Linked DNA regions of Homo sapiens: region 2 is linked to region 1. Evidence: chromatin contacts called from ENCODE Hi-C or POLR2A ChIA-PET data. All regions are on one chromosome and are shown on one strand. The core of a region is the stretch at or near the end of the contact, and the rest is flanking DNA. Distances in the headings are between cores, read along the strand shown.

Region 1 (4,692 bases), core at 1,935-4,434:
CCACACCCAGCCTAGAACAGTGACCTCATACCTGCCTACCATGATCCCCTCCTTCAATCTGTCCCAACCACCACCGCCAGCTCCAATCACACGTGTCTCTGCTCAAAAGCCCTCCATGCTTCCGCCGTTCCTACCAAATGAAGCTCGAGCTCCTTATCTGGTGTCCAAGTCCCCCACAGTCACCTTCTCTCCCTCTCTCTCACTGCCCCCTCCTGAATCCCAGCAATGGCCACACCTAACATTTGGGCGTCTCAGGCAGGCACCCGCTTTCACTCACCGCCAGCGCTGCCTGTCCAGCCCACGTGTCTGGAACACCCGCACCTCCCATTCAGCATGTTGATGCTCCCAACTTTCCAGTTCCAGCTCAATACCGCTTCCTGAAAAGCCTTGGTAGAGTTTCTGGGCTCACCCCCTAAGCAGAAGGGATCGCTTCTTTCTCTGAACCCCCACCGTGTTTTTCTTTGCTCCTCTCCTTGGACATGTGGCTATTTGTGGACATGCTCCATGCACCTCACTAGATTAAAAGTCCTGGAGGGTGAGACTGGCTCCTGTTCCTCTTTGTGTCCTTTGTAGCACCTAGCAGGATGCCTCGCATGATGTAAAATGCAACTAAGTTTGATAAATATTTGTTGAGTAGCTGAATGAATAGAATCCATTTAGTGAATTTTACTGTAACACCTGAAAGAGGAGGAGAGTCAAGTCACCCATACCCTCAGCAACCACAGACCTGGTCTAGAACTTCTCTACTTTTGTCAGCTCGCTAGGTCCTGTAACTTCCTTCAGACAGATGCTAAGGCCCAGTTCCTTCTGCGAGGCTCCCTCAGCTGAGAGGACAGGATATTCCTCAGCTCGCTGAGCCGAGTGTGCCTCATGTTCACCTTCTGTGGGCATTTGCTGGAACCTCTAAGACCCTCCATGTGCTAAAGTTCTAGTAGATGCAGCACCATATGTTGGTACAACTCTGTATAATGCTAGGTGCTCTGTGACAGTCCCGTTCCACCAGCCTCTGTGTGTGACAGAGGACAGTGCTGAGTTTGTCCTAGAAATCCTCAACAACTCACTTTTTATAAAAGTGGCAGAATTCCCAACCCTAAACAATGAGGTCAGGGCTACTGAGACACCTTCAAAATGCTGCTTAGAAAAAGCATAGAGCATCTGTAGTCCTTGTGGTAAAGACAAGGCAATAAGCAGACCCTGCCCATGACTGTGAATGTTAACCTCCTGAAGGAGGTGAGACTAATGGGACATCCCAGTTGACCCACAGACTGGCACGGCTTCACAGCTGAAGGAAGCACTGTGCACAGTATGGCAAATTCTTAGTCCGAGCTCAGATGACTTGAAAATGGCTCCTCCATATTTCTGAGCAACTGTGGATGGGAACTCCAATGCTGAGTGCCATCTGTGTTGAGGAAGACTCCATCCCCAAGGGCCTGGATCTGATACAAGATGATGAGGCAGCTGCCAAAGATATAAACACCAAATGGAATCCTATTTCTGTCTCAAGAATTGTGACCTACATACAACTCAGGGCAGTGTAGCAAACAGGCTACAGGCATCTTAGTCTTCATAAAGATTAACTGGAAAGTGACAGGGGGAAAAATAAGAATACATCTTCATAACATAAAAGAAATTAGCTAATTTAGCACCGGATACTAAAATGATGAGAAGCCTTTACAGAACTCTCCCTCCAATCATATACATCAGCAAGAGCTGTTTGATTTTGGATATGATGATAAATACCTATGCACAAACTGCCAAAGCATTGTACATTAGAGGTACAGAAATTCATTCCAGGTAATAATTAGAAATGTAGCACTGCCAAAAGATTATATGGAATTTTTTTCAGTTCAAATAGCAATCTCTTTGAATCTTTAGTAAAAATTGTTTTTGTGCATTGATGTTTATACATGAAAAATGGAACTGTTTTCTGGGCGCTATATTATCTGAGACCACACAATCAGAGTGCATCCTTCCTCTGCTCAGAACTAAATATTTGATATTGGTCATTAAAAAGATAGATGGAGCCGGGCGCGGTGGCTCACGCCTGTAATCCCAGCACTTTGGGAGGCCGAGGCGGGCGGATCACGAGGTCAGGAGATCGAGACCATCCCGGCTAAAACGGTGAAACCCCGTCTCTACTAAAAATACAAAAAATTAGCCGGGCGTAGTGGCGGGCGCCTGTAGTCCCAGCTACTTGGGAGGCTGAGGCAGGAGAATGGCGTGAACCCGGGAGGCGGAGCTTGCAGTGAGCCGAGATCCCGCCACTGCACTCCAGCCTGGGCGACAGAGCGAGACTCTGTCTCAAAAAAAAAAAAAAAAAGATAGATGGAGGGATAGATAGACAGACAGACAGGCAGACAGATAGATAGATATAAAATCATTTTAGCATCAAACAGACACTGACATCCCAGAATCAATACTGTCATTAATTCTATATTCATGTTTAGAGACTGGCTTACAGGTTAGAATTTGACATAATGCTGATTCCTTGAACAAAACCCCTAAGACTAAATTAATTTCTTAAACATTTGGATAAGAAACATGGATTTCATTATTGGGTAATTAGGTCACTCTGTTTTCCAGAGGACATTCTTTGGGAGAAGATTAACTTAAAAACTAAACAAAACAAAAGAACAATATTAACAAGATATAGCAGAGACATTAAAACCAAGTGCCCTTTGGAACAAGAAGTAGAGAATCTTTTCCTGTATCAAAACAATTTGAGTCCTCTTTTAATGTTTTGTCTATAAATGGATACACATAAAAAAAGTTTGTTAATAGTAGCTCATGACTCCTGACTGCAGCAAATGGCCTACATTTGATATTTTTGGTCTGTCCTGTACGTATGAAAGCATAAACATGAGAATAACTGTTTTTTAGACATAACCACGAGGCATACATTTATTATTACACAGGAAGAGGAAGTGGCCTTGCTGCATTATTGCCACACTCCAATCCAGGGAGTTGCTACTTTGCAGAAATCACAAAGTAACCTAGCATTTTAAGTTTCAGATTCTCGATTGCAAAGCATTTCAATAATAAGTAGCTAAGGCAAACAATCATAAATGAAATAACCTGAGCCAATGACTCACACATCTGAAATAATCAGAGTAGCATTGTGAGAAATGGAGGTTTTAAGGGTTGCAATAGAAATGACCCCTTTTCCTTTTCAAATGAGTCACTGCAAAACAAAGGTACTTTTCACTTACAGGCAGGAACATAAGCACCATTCATTTTGTGATTTGTTCCTTAATCACATACTTAGAAATAAATCTACCACCACAAGGCAAAGATGAGCGCATTACTTGGAGACAAATAGAGGAAAAAGTAGATTCAGAAATCATATCCACTCACAACTCCAGAATAGGAAAAACCAAATAGATGATTTCATAAAACTCCCAAGAGTGACATTCCCCTACAAGATCACGATGGCAGGACCCCGTGCCTGGAAAGCACGATTAGTGACTAATCGTGTTAATTACCCCAGACGCACAGAGCCAGGAGTCTATGCATGCCTGTATGAAGGGAGGGAATTTAAATCAATGAGCCCAGGGACTAACGTGGAAAATATGAGCAAAGCAAGCTGGAAGGAAAAGCTCAAACCCAGAGAGCATGGAGGTGACAGTAGAACTCCACATACCCATTTGTAGACTACAAACTTGATGTTCAGTTTCATCAAAGCTCAACAGCTCTTTTTCACACGCGTCTCTCTGTCTACCTTTGTCGGGTGAGAACTGTAGCTTTCAGGCTTGCTAAGGGAGGAGGAAGGTGAAGGTCACCCTACCGAGTCGAGGAATGTCACTTAGGAAATCTGGTTTTTCCCTACAGGACTTCTGGCTAGATGCAGAGTTAAACAGGGATGTCTCCAAACACAGCACAGTCTTGCCTTGAACCTGCAGAGTTCATGAGTGAGGAGAGGGGCTCCAGGCTTCAAGCACTTGCGTGAACAGAGAGCGGAGGAGGGGAGACAAGGAGAGTGCTCTCTTCTGCCCGTGGGGCCCAAACACCCTCCAAGCATGCAAGACAGAGTTAGTGTCCTTACTCTTAACTCAGGGCCTCCCAGACCACCCAGAGAGGTCTACTTAAGATACAGGACCTGGGAATCTGTAGCTTTATAATACAGGCTTCAAATCATAGTGTGTAAACAGCCCAATTTACTCATCTACTATTGAGAATGTACAAGAGCTTACTAGTGAATATTGTGGTGCATCAACATTTTTGCCAAGTGATTCTGAGTTGCATTTAAAATTCCAGGAAGAGGCCGGGAGTGCCTATAATCCCAACACTTTGGGAGGCTGAGGTGGGCAGATTGCTTGAGCTCAGGAGTTTGAGACCAGCCTGGGCAACATGGCGAAACCCCGTCTCTACAAAAAAAATACAAAAACCAGCTGGCTGTGGTAGTGTGTGACTGTAGTCCCAACCACTTGGGAGGCTGAGGTGGGAGGCTGGCTTGACCCTGGGAGGCTGAGGCTGCAGTGAGCCAAGATCATGCCACCGCACTCCAGCCTGGGCAACAGAGCCAGACCCTGTCTCAAAAACATGAAATGAAATGAAATGAAATGAAATGAAATGAAATGAAATGAAATGAAATGAAATGAAATGAAATAGAATTCCAGGAAGCCAGAGGCTTCTGGGTAGCATGTGAATCATGGGAGGGAAAGCCAACACTGTTTTGCCCCAAAAGTTGCTCTT
Region 2 (5,362 bases), core at 870-3,369, 340 kb before region 1:
CAGGCTTGGCTATTCAATTTACAGAAGACAGGCAGAGTAGATTCCGCATAATTCTAAGGACCCTTAGGATTTTCAGAATGGTAAACGAGCACTGGTTTCAACATAAAGTTACCAGCCGCATTAGCCCCTTAAAGAGAGTCAGCCTGTTCTTTGAAACTTTGAAGCAGGCACTGGCTTCCCCTCTCCAGCTGTGCAAGTCCTAGATGGCATCTTCTTCCAATAATAGAAGGCTGTTTCATCTGCTCTGAAAATCTGTTTAGTGCAGCACCATCATCAATAATCTTTGCTAGATCTTCTGGATAATGTATTGCAGCTTCCACAGCAGCACCTGCTGCTTCACCGTGCACTTTTATATTATGAAGACAGCTTCTTTCCTTAAGCCTCATGAACCAACTTCTGCTAGCTTCAAACTTTTCTTCTGCAGCTTCCTCACCTCTCTCAGCCTTCACAGAATTGAAGATAGTTAAGACCTTGCTCTGCATTAGGCTTTGGCTTAAGGGAATGTTGTGGCCTGTTTGATCTTCTACCCAGACCACTCAAACCTTCTCCTTATCAGCAATAAGGCTATTTCACTTTCTTATCATTCAAGTGTTCACTGGACTACTACTTTTAATTTCCTTCAAGAACTTTTCCTTTGCAGTCACAACTTGGCTAAGTGTTTGGCTCAAGAGGACCTGGCTTTTGGCCTGCTTCAGCTTTTGACAAGCCTTCCTCACTAAGCTTAATAATTTCTAGCTCTTGATTTAAAGTGAGAGAAATGCGACTCTTCCTTTCACTGAAACACTTAGAGGCCACTGCAGGGTTAATAATTGGTTAACTGAAATACGGTTGTGTCTCAGAGAATAGGGAGGTCCAAGGAGAGGGAGAAAGACGAGGGTATGGCTGGCGGGTAGAACAGGCGGAACACATAAAACATGTCAATTAAGCTCGCCATTGTGGTGCCTCAAAACAATTACAATAGTAACATCAAAGATCACTCATCATGAATCATCAAAACAGATATAATAATGATGAAAAAGTATGAAACATTGCAAGAATTAACAAAACGTGAAACAGAGACACCAAGTGAGTACATGCTGTTGACAAAATGGCGCCCATAGACTTGCTCAATGCAGGGGGTGCCAAAAACTTTCAATCTGTAAATAATGCATTATCTGTCAAGTGCAATAAAGCAAAGGGCAATAAATGAAGTGTGCCTGTCCTTAATGTCTTGTTTTAGAAGCAGTGGTATATGAGATAACTATAATTAACAATTATTAAACCACTACTAAGTACCATGTACTCTTCTAAATACTTTAGAACTCTTTTTTCATTTACTTTTTCCAAAAATCCCATGAGGTTTTACAGATGAGGCACAGAGATGCTAAGCAGCTTACCCTGATTCACATAGGATGTGTGAGATCTGGGATTAAAACCTAGACAGTCTGGCTCCTAAACTCACTGCCTTGACACCAAGCTAGGTTGCCTCTTAAGGAGGAGAGAAAAGACAGGAAATCTGTTAGAACAATGGATCTCAATCAGTTCCCTCTTTCCACATCTCAAGGATGCAGAGCACGCCTCTCAATAACTGTGGCTCACGATGGCACTCGGTTAGGGTTTTAAAGCAGAATAAAAAGAGGGCACAGAAAGAAGTAACATTTCAGAGAAACAGAAACAGGAAAGTCAGGAAGAGAAACTAGTTTTGTGGGGAAATAAGTGATTCGGTTGAAGATGAATTTCAGATACAAAGGAGACATGCTGATAGAACTGTTCAACAAAAAGCTAGAAATTGGGCAAATCAAAGAGAAAATTCAAGATTAGAGAGACACTTTATAAGGGAATCTACACGATTAGAGAGGGTAGAATAGTGAGAGAGGCTGGAACACAAAAGGGTAAGTGGATTGAAGACCCCCTTTTAAAGGAGGGAAGAAGTGGGAAAAGAAGGAAAATATTTATGAAATATCTTCCATGTGTCCGGCACTACTTTATATTGGTGGCCTAATCCACTGACTATTCAGGAGGTTCAGGAGGCAGGTCTTATGCCAAAGCCACAATTCTTACACAGTGGAGCCGCACTGGCAAGCCTGGATCTAACAGCAAAGCTTACATGCTTCCCACCACACCACTCACCTGGGGACTGGCGGGGTGTGAAACAGAAAAACAGAGAGATGCCAGGGAGAGCATGTGACAGAGGCCAGAAGGGCTCTCAGCAAAACAAAAGCAGCTTTATTCCAAGTATACACATCTTTCTAGTATTTGAAGGAGACAGAAAACAAACCTCTCAAGTAGAAAACCTTCAGATAAGACATCTAGGTTTACAGAACTTTTAAGTAGCTTTTAAACCTCATTGTTCTCATTCTTTAGAAAGGTACAAACAAAAACTTTCTATTAATTTCTCAAAAGTAAGTACTCTAAAGAAGCAGTAATCTGAGAGTTTAAGATCTATACTGAAACCTTTTCAGAATCACAGCAGTGATGTAATCTAAACAACAATAACTGATGAAAAACAAGACTAGCACACACAGGAGTAGAGATTTTTAACAATTGAGATTCATTCCCATCAGCTGGTCCATTCATTCTAGTGGTTCAGCCACTAACGTGAAATACTCTTGAAACTGTGAAATAACCGATAAGTAACTAATAATGAAACTAATATTAACCACTAAAAACTATGCTTTCTTTTCAAAGGTAATAAAATGGTTGTCCTTATCTGGGTAATATAAAATCTGTATTTGAATAAGAAAATGAAGAGAGTTTGATTCAGTTCCTGGGTATCCTTCAATACATTTTCTACACACTTTGCATCTATGGTGTGTGTGTATGTGTGTGCACTGAAACACAAGAAAGATAACATTACCCATACTGAGGTGCCTTTTAAAAAAATCATACCTCTATCTGTACATCTAAATCTACCCTCACTCTCCCTAAGGGAAGCTCAGCTTTCCACTGCGTGGCTGCCTATAGTTCATCTGATCAGTCCCCTGCTGACAGACATTTACATTCCGGTTTTCTGCTGTTACAAACAATGCCGTAGGAAACGTTCTTGCCCAGAAACCTGCGTTCTGCGAGCAGATCTGCAGGAGGAACTCAGAACCGCTGGGCCTTAGAGATATGCATTGTAAATACTCATATACATTACCGAACCAGCCCCGAAAAGCTTCATCACTTTATCCTTTCCCTCGCTTTGTATGACATTGCCTGTCTGACCACACCTGTATGACACTAGCTTTTAAACTGTTTTCATTCTCTGCTAGTTTGATAGAAGAATCTTAAAATGAGCATTTTCCCAAGTATATTAACTATTAGTACCTTCCCCCACCAAAGGACAGCCTGTTTATACACTTTACCTATTTTTCTGAATTCTTCATCTTTTTCTTACAGATTAGCAAGAGTGTATGTATATGAATGGAATTAGCCTGTATCCGTCATAAGTCAGAAGTATTTTTGCTAATTTAATATTACTTGTTTACTTAAATGTATCAATTATATCCTTAATGGCCACTAGACTTTGTGCTGTCAGTCTCAGAAAGGGCTTCCATAGGCCGGATGCAATTGGGAGGCTGAAGTGGGCGGATCACAAGGTCAGGAGTTTGAGACCAGCCTGGCCAATATGGTGAAACCCCATCTCTACCAAAAATACAAAAATTACCTGGGCGTAGTGGCGGGCACCTGTAGTCCCAGCTACTCAGGAGATTGACGCAGGAGAATCATTTGAACCCAGGAGGAGGCAGAGGTTGCAGTGAGCTGACATCACGCCACTGCACTCCAGCCTGAGCGACTGAGCGAGACTCCGTCTCAAAAAAAAAAAAAAAATGGTGGGCTTCCATATTCCAAGATCATAAAAAAAATGCTGTCTATTATTTTCTCCAAGTAGTTTAATAAACAGCTTTATAATTTTCCAAATCAAACTGTTTCAGTCCATTTAAAGAACAACTCATCATATTCCTTTCACACTGACAATTCTAGTCTAAACTGCAGCCAAGCTGAACTGCGTTTTGGCTGATAAAGCGTTTTCTCACCACCAAAAGAGGAAAGCAATCACAGTGGGCCAGGGACCTGGATGCAGCAACACTGCCTTGACACCAGCAACTCTGCTCACCTGAGACTACTCAGTAAGAATCTAGAACCAAAGGGTCCCCCAAGCAACCTGAAATTAGGAGTTTTAAGAAAAACCAAAAGAAAGTGCTATCTTACATAGTAGGTTATACATTTATGAACTAGTTACTCTGAAATGCAGCACAGATTAAGAATACAAAGTCAAGGAAAGAGTAGCAGGCTCGAAATAAGTTATTCAAAGAGATCTTTAAAAAGATATACTTAAAGAAAAATACGACACTCAGGAAGTTGGATAACCAACTGAATGTGGGGCTTCAACTTGCTTGTGTGGGAGGAGAGTCAAATTTAAACTTACTGATGCTAAGATGAGTAAAGAGACACTGGCTCAGAAGTTGGCAGAGTGTGCCAAGCTGAAGAGATGCATGCCTGAGAGGGGATGTGCCCATGGGCCTGATGGACAGGAGAGAGGCCCAGCTTCTCTGAGGTTCCCGCTCTCAAAACAAAACCGACCCTGGGAGAGAGCACAGGCAATCAGAGCCTCCCAAGCAGCTCACCTCAGAGCACACATCTTCCTACCCGCATTCAGAAAATGAAAGCAATGGGCAAACCTGATAGGAAAATGTTTAAAAAGCTACCAATTAATGGTCATCTGGTTTCCTACTCGTGACATCTTTCATGGTATTTACAAAATGTACCCAAATTTTGGCCTACTTAAATTGTTCTCATATCCCAGATAACAGAGGGCAGAGATAGCAGTTAAAATATTTTTACTTGATTTACATTAAATTCAAATGCTCAAATTAATGACGGCTATGCTTTCTGCATTTTGTTAATTCTAGTTTCAGTTCATTTTTCTTTGCTTTCAAAGGATCTGATTAGATTCAATGTTAGACTAGATGCCCCCCCCGCTTTTTTTTTCTTTTATTACCTTCTAAATAACCTAAACGAAACAAATTTTAGACTTATACCAGTTTATATTAAACTACAAGTAAATACCAAGGAATATATTTCCTAACAGAACATGACTTAAATCTGAGTTTTAATTTCTTTTCATTAGCTAAACTGCCTCCACCTATCTTGAGATAATAGCTGGTCAGTCCCTAGAATTAAAATAAGATAAATATTTCTATTTTTTGTTTGCCTCACTTATTCTATGATCTCATTACCTCATTACAATTCTTTTATTAAAATCTTGTCCTTTATTAATGCAAACCCATTTCATGGGTGCTTCTGTATAACTCAGTGAATCTCAACTGGCTTGGCTTTGCTCCTAGGCAACACTTGGCTATATCTGGAGACATTTTTGGTTGTCACAACTGAGGTGGCG

The links. A loop is a pair of places that touch in the nucleus more often than their neighbours do. ChIA-PET counts read pairs that join two places held with the same protein, here RNA polymerase II (POLR2A). Pooled maps may share reads with other maps.
Region 2: a loop to region 1 is called in a map with no recorded cell type, with 8 times the contacts of the local background. The contact joins two enhancer-like sites. A Hi-C loop is called at or near these places in 1 of 168 maps with a recorded cell type or tissue (endothelial cell of hepatic sinusoid), 1 of 37 single-sample maps with no recorded cell type and 2 of 50 pooled maps. POLR2A ChIA-PET finds 5 or more read pairs at or near these places in 2 of 52 experiments (HCT116 and activated CD8-positive, alpha-beta memory T cell).

Annotation. Positions count from the first base shown.
Region 1 is chr6:157,534,448-157,539,139 of GRCh38, reverse strand. The region is part of intron 1 of ZDHHC14 (zDHHC palmitoyltransferase 14); the gene reads right to left. Among named protein-coding and RNA genes, the nearest start is that of MIR3692, 7.7 kb to the right of the region's middle. Within about 2 kb of position 3,184, at least 14 of the 41 ENCODE cell types and tissues checked have a DNase peak (open chromatin) inside an H3K27ac peak, as active enhancers do.
Region 2 is chr6:157,876,862-157,882,223 of GRCh38, reverse strand. The region is part of intron 4 of SNX9 (sorting nexin 9); the gene reads right to left. Among named protein-coding and RNA genes, the nearest start is that of SNX9-AS1, 13 kb to the left of the region's middle. Within about 2 kb of position 2,119, at least 2 of the 41 ENCODE cell types and tissues checked have a DNase peak (open chromatin) inside an H3K27ac peak, as active enhancers do.